Linked DNA regions of Homo sapiens: regions 2 and 3 are each linked to region 1. The links are chromatin contacts, found by Hi-C or POLR2A ChIA-PET in ENCODE. All regions are on one chromosome and are shown on one strand. The core of a region is the stretch at or near the end of the contact, and the rest is flanking DNA. Distances in the headings are between cores, read along the strand shown.

Region 1 (4,262 bases), core at 782-3,281:
TAAGCAGATGAATAGAGAGGGCCAGGGAAACTAGATGATAGTTAATTAAAATGAGAGTTTTAGGAAATCAGCCATGGGAAACTGAGAAAATACTTCATTATCTGCTCCCTTTATCTTTTCTTTACTCGAATACAAAAGAAATGACCAATGGTAAGGCAGGGGTAGAAGAAATGGCCCAAAAGCTGGGCTACACACATCTAAAACTCTTCCCTCTTACATGACATGTTTTGAGGAATAAGGATGCTACGCAATTAAAGGCTTCACTGCACAGGTTGCATTTCTCACTTGCTTGGCTGTGGTGTGAAATCTGTACCCAGCACCTTTACTCTAATCCTTGGCATTTCCTGCCTACTAATAAGTCATCCTACTACCATGCTCTCTATATTTTAATCCACCCTCCATGGAAACAAGTTATTCTTCTGAAGCAAGAATCTGTGATGCCACTTCCTGCCACCTATGGCTCCTGAATACTTACAGTATATGATGTTCAAACTTCTTATTCACACTACTCAGGTCCTTTATAATCACATCTCCAGCCAGGCGTGGTGGCAGCTCATGCCTGTAATCCCAGCACTTTGGGAGACTGAGGCAGGTGGATCACCTGAGGTCAGGAGCTTGAGACCAGCCTGACCAACATGGAGAAACCCCGTCTCTACTAAAAATACAAAATTAGCCGGACATGGTGGCACATGCCTGTAATCCCAGCTACCCAGGAGGCTGAGGCAGGAGAATCTCTTGAACCCGTGAGGCAGAGGTCGCAGTGAACCGAGATTGAGCCATTACACTCCAGCCTAGGCGACAGAGTGAGACTCTGTCTCAAAACAAACAAACAAAAAATCATAGGCCGGGCGTGGTGGCTCATGCCTGTAATCCCAGCACTTTGGGAGGCTGAGGCGGGCGGATCACGAGGTCAGGAGATTGAGACCATCCTGGCTAACACAGTGAAACCCCGTCTCTACTAAAAATACAAAAAATATTAGCCAGGCGTGGTGGTGGGCGCCTGTAGTCCCAGCTACTCAGGAGGCTGAGGTAGGAGAATGGCGTGAACCCAGGAGGCGGAGCTTGCAGTGAGCCAAGACTGAGCCACTGCACTCCAGCCTGGGCCACAGAGTGAGACTCCATCTCGAAAAAAATTAAAAATAAATAAATAAATAAATAAATAAATAAAAAATCATACCCCCATGTTCCTCTTCAGCTCTGTTTTCAGGTCACAAACTCTGAGATGCAGTCACCCTGTACAACTCACCATTCTCTGAACTGTCATATATTTTCATTCCTTCCTGCCTTGATACATGCTATTTTTTTTTCTGCCTGAAACACCATTCCCAATGTCCTTAGCCTAACTCAAAGATGGCCTGCTCAAAGATAACCTCTAACAAGACCTCCCATCTCTACCAAGTAGTGATGTTACCCTCTTTTGTGTCCCAAAAAGCTGTCTATCTGTACAGCTTTCTATTGTGTCACATACCACACCACACAGGGGCTCTTTGCTATCAAGTGTGTCTCCGCCAGCCTGTGAGCTCTTGCAGGTAGAGGCTATCACTTTCCCAGCTCTATGTCAGCAGCTCCTTTATGAAAGGGCTTTCCTGAGTGGGTACTCATAAATACTGGTTGAATGAAAGAAAGCGAATAGAGGAAAGTAAGGTCAAAATTAAGAGCTAGATTTTAAAGTCAAACCAACCTGGGTTTAACTCCTAGGCTCCACCATTTACTAGCTGTGTGAGATCTTGGGCATATAATTTCACTGCTCTGAGTTCTGGTTTACTCATTTCTAAAAAGTTGATAAGGAAAGTAGTACCCACTTCATTGGGTTTTATAAGAATAAAATAGGATAAAGTATGCAAAGCAGTGAGCACAGTATCTGGTACCACAGCAAATGCTCAATAAGCAGGAACTAACAATGATAATGTATAATTAATAGTAACAGAATCTCAGAAAATGAAAATATAACAGGCATGACTGCAATTGGATTTGTACAGGGCTACATACCTGTTTTCCACTCAGCTGGTAGAAGGAAACTTTCTGTCCCCAGTCAGCCACAGCCAGGATGTCATTACGTTCCTCTCTAATCAACAGAAGATAAAAGAGGTTATGAAGGGCCACAGCCTGCTGATGAGTATAGCTCTAAGGGCTTAAACAACAGGAACAAGGAAGTCCTGGCCTCAGGTTGCCAAATGTTGTACAGCTTTACTGAAGCCAAAAGTTATAATTTGGCCCAACCCATCAATCAGTCTTACGGGATGAAGCAGAGTTGAGGTTCAGCCTTCCTGGGATCTGCTGTTTCACTGAGTCCCCTGCTATGACCTTATGGTGCTGGGGACACTGCTGCAGCTGAAGAAGATAAACCTCTCATTTCAGAGCTTACTGGGGAGCAACACTAAGATAGGCAAGGCTGCAATATTGAGACTGCTTTTCTCTTACATACTAGAAAATGTGGGGAGATGGCAGAGAAACATCTCTTGCAGCACAAAGACATTTTTTAATAGAAGGGAAACTTGCTTGCTCTTCCTGAAGAAAGAAAATTAACACCTAAAAATAGGTTCTCCTGCAGGCGGGGGTCCTTGCACAGGTGAAATGGTTTCTGACTGAATCTAATTTTCAAAAAAGAGCAATGGGCTCTGAAAACAAACAACTGTCTTTGAAACTGAGAACCTATGGGGATCAGTGCTGTGGGGCTGGGACTGTAGGACCAGCACACAGGAGAAACTCCCTTGCCTGAGGCTGGAGAGCAAGCTACCTGGGAATCTAGTTCAAGAGAAAAGCGGCAGCCCGTGATGGCTCACGCTTGTAATTCCAGCACTTTGGGAGGTTGAGGCAGGTGGATCACCTGAGGTCAGGAGTTCTAGACCAGCCTGGCCAACATGGGGAAACCCTATCTTTACTGAAAATGCAAAATTAGTTCGGCGTGGTGTCGCGTGTCTGTAATCCCAGCTATTCCAGAGGCTGAGGCACAAGAATCGCTTAGAACCCGGGAGGCGGAAGTTGCAGTGAGCCGAGATCGTGCCACTGCACTCCAGCCCAGGTGACAGAGCCAGACTCTGTCACAAAAAAAAAAAAGAAAAGCATTCCTAGCCCTTGAGGCTGGGTCTTAATCCACCTAATGTTGCCTCTTTGTTTATTAATTCCAGCTTTTCTGATCCCAGTGTCTTGTGGTAACCTGGTAGCACCACTGGATATGTAGGCAGGCAAGGTAAAGCCTTGTTTGTAAAACCCAGCCAAGAGTGGCAAATGTCATAGGCACTAACCCAAAACTAAGGGAAAAGAGACAAAGACCGAGAGGGATGTTAATGAGGGAGCCTGCAGATGACCTTTGTGTGACTGGCACTGATGTCCAAAGTCCAAACACAATCCAGGAGCCCAGCCCACCAGTGAGCCCTCTTGGGGAGGCCACATATGGCTCTGGGCTGGGCTCAGTCCCTGTGAGATGGATCAGTGATTTTCAACCCCCTTTTACCTCCTGGGGCAGTAGGATTCTTTATGAAACAAAAACTCATGTTGAAACAATCAAAGGCACTGAGATGGGGACCCAAAGCCATACCTTCCTCCTTTACTGGTCCCCACTTCCCAGCCCCCATGACCTCAGGGTGGGATTCTTCCAAGGAAACTCAGGTACTATGTAAAACAGTTTGGAAAGTCTCAAGCTAGATCTCTACTGCCAAACTGAGATATCCTGGCTACCCCAGCTTTCCCCACTCTGGCCTGCCCATGTTTTCCCTACAGGCAATCTCAACTGAAGAGAAGAATGACTAGACAGCCAGGATTTGGGAGTGAAGACTGTGGCTAAGGTAAGGGCTTCCTCTCTGATATACATCCTAGAAAATGCAAGGTAAGGTAAGGGATAGTGTGGGAACAGGCTAAGAAACGTGTCCAGTAATAGAGGAAGTGTCGAGTGATGGGGCATCCACAAAAGGGCACACTTTTCAGACATTAAAAATCATGTTCTTCGAAGGATTTGTAATGTTACTGGAAAGGGTTCACACTATAATGTTAAGTGAAAAAAAAAGCAGAATATGACTTAGTTAATTATATGAACACACGAAAAGACTGAGGAGAAATACACTAGATTGCTAACAGTGATTTCCTCAGGGGATGGGGTTTTATCAGAAAAGTTGAACTTTCTCCTTTAGTCTTTTCAGTATTTCCTATAGTTTCTCACAGGATCACTTTATACCCACACACAAGTTTTAAGGGTATGTCTCCTTTTTTTGAAGGCGCTTTCACCCACAGTTCCCCCTAGTCCCTGCACTCCCTTGGCCAAAGAG
Region 2 (4,474 bases), core at 1,560-4,059, 360 kb before region 1:
TATGAGACAAGTAGAATGATCCTCAGCTAACCTTGACATCATTCCTTTATTCTTGCTGTCTTTTAATCTCATGGGATAAACATATTTTATACATTTTACTTCCAACAACAACAACAAAAATCAGTTGTATTAGCTAATAATGTGCAAATAGAGGAAAAAGTAAACTACTTTTTCAGTACTGTTCTGCTGCTTTCACACCCTCCCATCTTCTCAGGATCTAAATAGCCCAGTGCAAGAAGAGATGAGTTGATACACACTGATAGGGGATTATTTTGGTTACATTAGCCCTTTTCCTCTGAGAAACTCAATTCTTTCAGTAACTATTAGCCAGCAAGACAAACTCATGAGGAATGGTGAGATAATTACTATTTTTTTTAAAAATCAGAGTAACATTGTATTATGTGTTTATTTCATATTTGGTTAGAAGGGGATAATTAAATATATAAACTATTGGCAAAATTTTTGCCCACAAGGAGCACCAGAAAACCACACCAGAGGCCAAGACAGTCATTGATCTAATAAGGGCAAGGGTTTCTTTCTTGGTTCTCCCAAAGGGAAAGATATGAACAAAACCAATGCACAATCAGGAAAAGGGTAACAGGCCATAGTGGGATGGCTAGATTTCAGTGGAGCCACAAAGAATTTGGGTGAAAGGCAATGAAACTTCCATTCTCATGGTTGTTATTCATTTGCCTAATTTAGGAACAAACAATTTTGTGGCATTTAGAAAGTAGGAAGGTACTAGAGAGAGACAAATGTCTTTATCCCTGTCTCCCTGTTTATGCTCCTCTGTTATGAAGAGATTAGGTAATGGAATCACAGGCATGAAAGAATATGGACAGTGGAGCCACAATGACAGTGCCCATAAAATATTTGAAAAAAGTCTTCTGAGAGTAGTCATCAGGAACAAAACTTTAGTGAGTTTGCATTCCTGTTCCACTAAACTCTAGTAGCCTTGAGTTCACAGGGAACTCTTTTATTCAGCTAATTTATGGCTTTCTAGATTGCCACTTGGTGGCAGCAAGTCCACATATTCCCAGAACAGGAGCACCATGGTGCTTCATTGGTAGTGGCTTAAATTGTTGAAGTACTTGGTAGTGTAGGGAGTTTTAAAGTCCTTTAAACAAAAATTTAAAGAAAAATATGGAAATAACCTCCTACATCATATTTTGCATTCTGTAGCAGCTTCTGTGCATGTATATAATTTTGTCTTATATATTTGCACAAATACAGTACAAAAATAAACACTTTCTATTAGGAAAAATCTCATCATCTCCCATCCCCCCCTCCCTTTTTTTTTTTTTTTTTTTTTGCATGTGATTTTAGTAACCATGGCAGTTGCGTTGATTTTACATCTCTTAGTTTCAGCTTCCTTTTAATTTCTTGCATTTAATACTGGTATATGTTTGCTGTTTGACCTTTCTTTTTCTCTACTTTTCTATCCTACCCAGTTACTTTGCTTTTGAGTTTGTATGGATATATGGGAAGCTTCTGTCAGGGATGACACTATAGAGAAAGGGATTTCTTTGAATCTCCTTTCTTGATAGCTGGTACTGAGCAAAGCTCTAGTCTCTGATTCTGATTCTGTCTGAACCATTCACTCATATGGTGCCAGAAAGGTCATTTGTGCTTCAGCAGAGAATTCAACTTACAGGATTTTTATTTCCATTCTCTTCTCAAAAGAGCAAACCTGTCATCTCTAGTTACCAGTGAACTTGATGAATATGAATGGTAACACACTTTTCCATTAAAATCCACATATAGTTAGATTGGGATATCCATTTCTCACTGTTGTTCTTTGATTATACTGAGTTTCAGCCTGTGAATAATTAACTGTGGTTATGAATGAGAGGGATTAAATTGCCTCAGCTAGAGTAAACCTATTGGATGGTCTCTTCTCTTGATTTCCCAAGCAATGGCTGTTCTGTCAACTACCATTATAGTGTCCATTCCAAGATGGCTCCTCTAATATCTAATTCTGTATATATTGAATCTTGTAGGGATTTTTGCTTTTGAACATTGCTGTTTTAATTTCCTATGGACTTGTTCTGGGCTTTTTCTCTCATTCTAAAAAATAATCATTACCCACTATCTAGAAAACTGTCTTTTAATCTTCTGATTAAAGATTGCTTAATGATAGTGCCTATTTGTTTGGCCAGTAGCATGTTTTTCTTTGTTTTAACACTGGAGTTTCTGCATGGATTTATAATATAAGGTTTTTTTTTTGTTTTTTTGTTTTTTTGTTTTTAACATTAGATAGGCATGAAGCCTTCGTCTCACAGCTGCATGCGTAGTCACTGTTGAAGCAAATGCCTACCTAATTTGACACTCTTGGTGTGTTTAAAAAATTTTTTTGAGTTTGCAAATAAGCATATTAAGTCTACTGATGGAGCCTTCGGGCAGTGAACAGTTATTTGAGGACCCTGATCCTGGAGGCAAATCCCAAGATGCAGAGGCCAGAAAGCAGACAGAATCAGAACAAAAATTGTCTAAAATGACCCACAATGCTTTGGAGAACATTAACGTGATTGGCCAAGGCTTGAAGCATCTCTTCCAGCACCAGCGCAGGAGGTCATCAGTGTCTCCACATGATGTGCAGCAAATTCAGGCAGATCCAGAACCTGAAATGGATCTGGAAAGCCAGAACGCATGTGCTGAGATTGATGGTGTCCCCACCCACCCCACAGCTCTGAATCGTGTCCTGCAGCAGATTCGAGTGCCACCCAAGATGAAGAGAGGGACAAGCTTGCATAGTAGGCGGGGCAAGCCAGAGGCCCCAAAGGGAAGTCCCCAAATCAACAGGAAGTCTGGTCAGGAGATGACAGCTGTTATGCAGTCAGGCCGACCCAGGTCTTCATCCACAACTGATGCACCTACCAGCTCTGCTATGATGGAAATAGCTTGTGCTGCTGCTGCTGCTGCTGCTGCATGTCTACCAGGAGAGGAGGGAACTGCGGAGCGGGTAAGTTTGTAAGATTTTGTTTTTCTGTTAACTTACTGTTTTTCATACCTAGGACTCTCCAGACTTTCCTTTGGTAACTAAAAAGATATCTCAGCAAATACCTTAAAGTTGTGGTAAAAGAATTTTTCCCCTTTTCAAATGGGTAAATAATAATTATAGCTAATGAATGAATGCTTAGAATTATATTCCTATTTCCTTCCTAACATAGTGCTATATTTTATTTTATCCTTTCGTTAAAACCTTAAGTATATTTCATGTATTCTTTCTGTATATTTGAGGGTCAGTTTTATGGTAGAGCAATAAAGATGCTTTGTTTCTTATTGTTTTGATTTTGCACATGGAGATGGCTTTCTTACATTAATGAATGTAGTGAATAAAGTTCTAGAATCTGAGTTTGTGCTTACCATGGAAGTACACTAAGTTGGTTATAATTTTCATATACTTTGTAGTACATCAGCAGCATTCATTTTACATTTTGCATGCCACAGTAGAGCATATACATTATTATAGTGTACTATTAATAAACAGATTGTTTTGGGTTTACCCAAAACCAGGCATATTAAATCTAGGAGAAACTTTTTCCATATAACTCTCAGTTATGGTTAGTTGAGGCACATAGAAGAAATAGTCCTGCTAGGGTTTGAAAACTCAGGTACGCGTAGCCATGCAGGTAGTGACAATGAGTGAACTTAGGTGTTATGGAGCTTGGACAAACTGAGGAGTTCCTGCTTTGTTTAACAGAGGCAATGTCTTAGCTTTAGCTGATGGTTGAAATTTAGTACTGTGGGCACAGTCTTGCCAGAGCTTCTGATTTTTTTCAAGAGAAACTGGAAATCTAGATGGGAAATCTCTTGATTTTTAACAGATATGCAAGCCACACTGAACACATTTGTGGGCTAGGTCTGCCTTGTAAGTTACCATTCAACTATCTTTCAGCATTACTTTTGTGTATTCCTTAAGGTTTTTGTTTGATCGTTTTCATTCTGTGTCTGCTTGCGGTACAGTTAGGTTTTTTTTTATTGGATATTAAGTTACCTGGAAATATAAATACTGAGTCTAGTACCTTAAACTTTTCCTAAGGTTTTTTTTTTATTGGATATTAAGTTACCTGGAAATATAAATATTGAGTCTAGAACTTTAAACCTTTCCTACCTAAATATGATATTTAAAACATATAGATAATGGACAGTAAATCACTTTAAACCTGTCAAAATAATGATGTGAATTAAAATTCAAAAAATTTAAATGGGGAAAAGTACCACATATTTATGTGTATATTCATTTTATTTTTTTTGGAGACAGGGTCTTACCCTGTCACCTAGGCTGGGGTGCAGTGGTGTGATCGTGGCTCACTGCAGCCTTAACCTCCCCAGACTCAGGTGATCATCCCACCTCAGCCTCCTGAGTAGCTGGTACTACAGGCGCATGCCAGCATGTCTGGCCAATTTTTTTTTTTTTTTTTTTGTAGAGAGGAGATTTTGCCTTGTTGCCCAGGCCAGTCTCAAACTCCTG
Region 3 (4,832 bases), core at 1,616-4,115, 470 kb before region 1:
TCAAGTATTGGCAAGACTGTGGAGCAACTGGAACTCTCATTCCCTGATGGAGGGAATGCAAAGTACAAGCTATAGCCACTTTTCCTCGTCATTTTACATGAAGGGCAGACATGCACTTAAGGTAGGACCCAGAAATTCTGCTTCTAGGCAGACTTATGTCCACAAAAGGCTGCCACAGGGAAGTTCATGCAGACATCCTCATAATTGCCAAAAGCCAGAAACAGCCCAATAGCCATCAATGGGTGTCTGAATAAACAAATTGTGATCAATTTACACAATGGCGCATCCATACAATAAAAAGAACAAACTACCTGTGCACACCACAGCATAGATGAATCTCAGAATCATTATACTGAGCAAAAAAAAAAAAAAAAAAAAAAAGAGTCCAGACATAAAATTCTACTAACTGGACGATCCTATTCATGTGAAATTCTAGGAGGGGTTTCATTGGTTTGCAGTAATAAAGGTCAGAACCGTGTTGGGGGAGCGGAAGGACAGTGCTCACCGAGAAGGGGCATGAGGGAGCCTGCTGGGAAACTGGAAGTGTTCTACTTCTTGGTGCAGGAGGGTAGATGCTATTTAAAAACCCTGATGTGGGTGGCACAGGAGGGTAGATGCTATACACTTCAGATTTTTACACTTTGACTTATATATACATATTTGATATATATGTTTTTGTATATGTATATGTATATACGTGTGTGTGTGTGTGTGTGTGTGTGTGTGTGTGTGTATAATCCCTCTACCCCAAGGCCGGATCAAGACCTCTGCAGGACCTGAGCTGACCAGATTGTGGAGTGCTCCACCCACTCCCCCAGTTATACCTTAAAGTGAAGCCGCCAACTCAGTGAAGAGACGATGAGAACAGGCACCCAGTGAGATGATGGCCTGAGCCTGGGCAAGGGCCTTGGGAACAGGGCAGGCAGCAGGGGCAGGCTGGGAAATATTGATTTAGGAGACAAGATGTGGGGGTGAGTGAGAGAAGAGGGCTGGGGGTGTCACTGAGATGAGGAGCTCGGAGATTCTGGTTGACAGTAAGGGAGGATGAATTCAGGGTGGAACCTGTTGATTCTGAAAGTCTGGGAGGCCACCCAGGTGGAGGTGCTCAGGAGGCAGCTGGTTAGATGGATGGTCTGAAGCCCAGGAGAGGAGGCAGGGATGGGGAGAAAAATCTGAACACCCTGCACCCACCGTTTGCCACCACCATTTGCCACCACCAGGTGTCCATGGGCCAAACTTGGCACACAGATAGGTATCATTTGGTCCTCAAGATGTTTTATAAACCTACACTAGTTCTCAGTGCTTGAAACATTGGAGAATTTCACTAAAAATCCAGATTTCTGGCTTCTCTTAAATAGTCAATTGGGCAGTAATGACATGCTTTCCCACGAGACAAAAACCAGCTGGAGAGCATTAGCCGGGACTTGAGCTCCCAGTAATCCCCAGTCCCCGTACTCTCTGTTGTCTCACAGCCTGCCCACTCCCAACTGTAGGCATTCATTCATACATTCATTCATTCAACAAATCACTGTCGAGTGTCTACTATGTGCCAGTGAACTGGACAGGGACAATGATCCCTGCCTTCCTAAAGCTCAAATTACGTGAAAGGAGACAAGACAATAAGCAGATAAATAACTAAAATACGCACGTAGCTGAGGGCAGCCAGAGAAAAATCAAGCAGGGGAGGGGCTGGGGTGCCAGGGTGGAGATGAGTATACGGGTTTCAATAGGTGGCCAGGGAAGGCCTCACCAAATAGGGACATTGAGCAAAGGCCTGAAGGAGGGGAGCAGGCGGACTGTGTGGATATTGGGAGGAGAAAGTTCCCAGCAGAGGGAGCAGCCATGCAAGGCCGCAGGGGCACAAGCGCTCACCGGTCAGAGGGGCAGCGAGGAGGCAGCGTCCGTCCGGTGAGTGAGGCCCAGATGAAACTGGGAGGACACATGGGCCAGGTGTTGAGGGGCTTTGAGGGCTACCTGGCCTTTACTCTGAGGGAGTGAGAGACACAGTTCTGAGCAGAGGCTGGAGGTGACAGAGTTTCACAGGACCTCTCTGGCTACTGTGTGGGGAGTGCAGATAGGGAGACCAGGGAGGAGCATTTTCCCCTTGCTTTAAAAAGAAAAAAACTGGCCAGGCGCAGTGGGTCATGCCTATAATCCCAGCACATTGGGAGGCCAAGGCGGGCGGATCACGAGGTCAAGAGATCGAGACCATCATGGCCAACACGGTGAAACCCCGTCTCTACTAAAAATACAAAAATTAGCCAGGCGTGGTGGCATGTGCCTGTAGTCCCAGCTACTCGGGAGGCTGAGGCAGGAGAATCACTTGAACCTGGGAAGCGGAGGTTGCAGTGAGCCGAGATTGTGCCACTGCACTCCAGCCTGGAGACAGAACAAGACTCGTCTCAAAAAAAAAAAAAAAAAAAAGAAAGAAAAAGAAAAAAACTGCAGTAAAACATAGGAGGCAGGAGAATAGAGTCTGCAGGCAGGGAACCTAAGGCAGGCAGCCTTATGCCTCACTCCGACTTCCTTGAACTAACTTGAAAGGAAAATCCTAACTTTCCATGCCTAAGTAAAAAACGACCAGAGGCTACTCCCTTTGCAAACCCCCAGCCTTTTCTGGACAGCAGATGGGAAATTGGCTGTCCACAACCAATCAGACTGATTGCCTGTTGAGTCTTCCTTCGCAACTTTGTAACTTCACTCCAGCCTCTGAATGGTTGCTGTCCACAACCAATCAGACTGATTGCAGCTGAGTCTTCTTTTGCATAGAAGTATAACTTTGTAACTTCACCCTAGCCTCTGATTGGTTGCAAAAACCACCTGACTGATCACGGGCTACCACTTCATTTACATGAGGTAAGCATGAAGTGCCCAGTGGGAAACTTCTAGAGGGTATTTTGACCCAAGAAGATTCTGTATGGCTGGCCCTTGAGCCGCTGCTCTTGCCGCTCCCACGCTGTGGAGTGTACTTTCGTTTTCAATAAATCCCTGCTTTTGTTCTTTTGTTGCTTCATTTTCTCTGCTTTGCTGGGCGTTTTGTTCAATTCTTTGTTCAAAACACCAAGAACCTGGACAATTGGCAGTCACGACCCTTTACCAGTGACACATATATAACATAAAATGTATTGTTTTAGCCATTTTAAGTGTTCAATTCAGCGGCGTTAAGTACATCCACAATGTCATATAGTCATCACTACTCTATATTTCCATAATGTTTCATCACCCCAAACAAAAACTCTGAACCCATTAAGCAATAACGCCCCATTCTCCCTTCCCCCCTGCAGTCCTTGGTAACCTGTAATTTACTTCCTGTACTGATGAATTTGCCTGTTCAAGACGTTTGATATAGGCTGGGCATGGTGGCTCACGCCTGTAATCCCAGCACTTTGGGAGGCTGAGGTGGGCGGATCACTTGAGGTCACGAGTTCGAGACCAGCCTGGCCAACATGGCGAAACCTCGTCTCTACTAAAAATATAAAGATTAGCCGGGCGATTAGCTGGCCATGGTGGCAGGCACCTGTAATCCCAGCTACTCGGGAGGCTGAGGCAGGAGAATCACTTGAACCCGGGAGGCAGAGGTTGCAGTGAGCCAAGATCACGTCATTGCACTCCAGCCTGGGTTGCAAGAGTGAAACTCCACCTCCAAAAAAAAAAAAAAAAAAGATGTTTGATATAAGTGGGATCATGCAACATTTGGCCTTTTGTATCTGGCTTATTCCACTAAACACAATGTTTTCAAGGTTCCTCCATGTTGATGGATGTATCAGTACTCATTCCTTTATTCCTTCTGATGGCTGAATAGTATTTCATTACATAGATATATTGCATTTCATCATCAGGTTCTCATGGTGAACCACTCATCTGTTGATAGCCATTTGGGTTATATCTAACTTTTGACTATTGTGAATACTGATATGAACATGGTTGTATAAGTATGTGTTTGATTCTCTACTTTCAGTTCTTTTGGGTATATACCCAGAAGTAGAATTCCTGGATCATATGGTAATTCTATGTTTAACTTTTCTTTCTTTCTTTTTTTTAGATACAGGGTCTCACTCTGTCACCCAGGCTGGAGTACAGTGGCACAATCACGGCTCACTGCAGCCTCAACCTCACAGGCTCAAGTGATACACTCACCTCAGCCTCCTGAGTAGCTGAGACTGCAGGCATGCACCACCATGCCCAGCTAATTTTTTCAATTTTTTATAGAGGTGGGGCCTCTCCGTGTTGCCCAGGCTGGTCTCAAACTCATAGGCTTAAGTGACCTTCCTGTCTTGGCCTCCTAAAATGCTGGGAATACGGGCATAAGCCGCTGCACCCAGCCTATGTTTAACTTTTTCAGAAATCACCATACTGTTTTCACAGCAGCTGCACCATTTTATCTTCCTACCAACAATGTATAAGCGTTCCAATTTCTCCACATCCTTACCACCACTTGTTATGTTTCATTTTTTAAATAAAAGCTGTGCTAATGGGTGTGAAAGGGTATCTCACTGCAGTTCTGATTCACATGGCCCTAATGACTAATGATGTTGAGCATCTTTTCCTGTGTTTGTTGTCCATTTGTGTATCTTCTTTGGAGAAATGTCTAGGGAGGAATCTTTTCCAATTGAGAGATGATGTTGGCTCACACCAGAGTAAGAGCAGAGAAAGTAGTGTGAAGTGGTCAGGCTCTAGGCATGTCTTTGGAGGATGGAGCAGACAGGGTTTGCTGATGGACTAAACGTAGGGTATAGGATAAATAAAGATGACTCTAGCATTTCAGGACTGAGAAATCACTGAGATGGAAGGCTTCAGGGTAAGCACGCTTGTGGGGAGGAAGAGGAGTTAGG

What was found. A loop is a pair of places that touch in the nucleus more often than their neighbours do. ChIA-PET counts read pairs that join two places held with the same protein, here RNA polymerase II (POLR2A). Pooled maps may share reads with other maps.
Region 2: a loop to region 1 is called in a map of left ventricle myocardium inferior, with 2.6 times the contacts of the local background. The contact joins two enhancer-like sites. A Hi-C loop is called at or near these places in 28 of 168 maps with a recorded cell type or tissue (CD14-positive monocyte, K562, Ramos and 19 more) and 7 of 50 pooled maps. POLR2A ChIA-PET finds 5 or more read pairs at or near these places in 2 of 52 experiments (A673 and activated T-cell).
Region 3: a loop to region 1 is called in a pooled map of right lobe of liver, with 2.2 times the contacts of the local background. The contact joins two enhancer-like sites. A Hi-C loop is called at or near these places in 13 of 168 maps with a recorded cell type or tissue (CD14-positive monocyte, HAP-1, Ramos and 8 more), 1 of 37 single-sample maps with no recorded cell type and 3 of 50 pooled maps.

The regions. Positions count from the first base shown.
Region 1 is chr3:129,467,145-129,471,406 of GRCh38, reverse strand. It overlaps IFT122 (intraflagellar transport 122), which reads right to left. Exons shown (of 30, transcript NM_052989.3): 9 at 1,990-2,065. Among named protein-coding and RNA genes, the nearest start is that of IFT122, 29 kb to the right of the region's middle. Within about 2 kb of position 2,031, at least 2 of the 41 ENCODE cell types and tissues checked have a DNase peak (open chromatin) inside an H3K27ac peak, as active enhancers do.
Region 2 is chr3:129,826,291-129,830,764 of GRCh38, reverse strand. TMCC1 (transmembrane and coiled-coil domain family 1) reads left to right here. Exons shown (of 7, transcript NM_001017395.5): 4 at 2,257-2,962. The coding sequence starts at 2,387. Among named protein-coding and RNA genes, the nearest start is that of TMCC1, 65 kb to the left of the region's middle. Within about 2 kb of position 2,809, at least 3 of the 41 ENCODE cell types and tissues checked have a DNase peak (open chromatin) inside an H3K27ac peak, as active enhancers do.
Region 3 is chr3:129,934,949-129,939,780 of GRCh38, reverse strand. No RefSeq gene overlaps it. Among named protein-coding and RNA genes, the nearest start is that of TRH, 37 kb to the left of the region's middle. Within about 2 kb of position 2,865, at least 13 of the 41 ENCODE cell types and tissues checked have a DNase peak (open chromatin) inside an H3K27ac peak, as active enhancers do.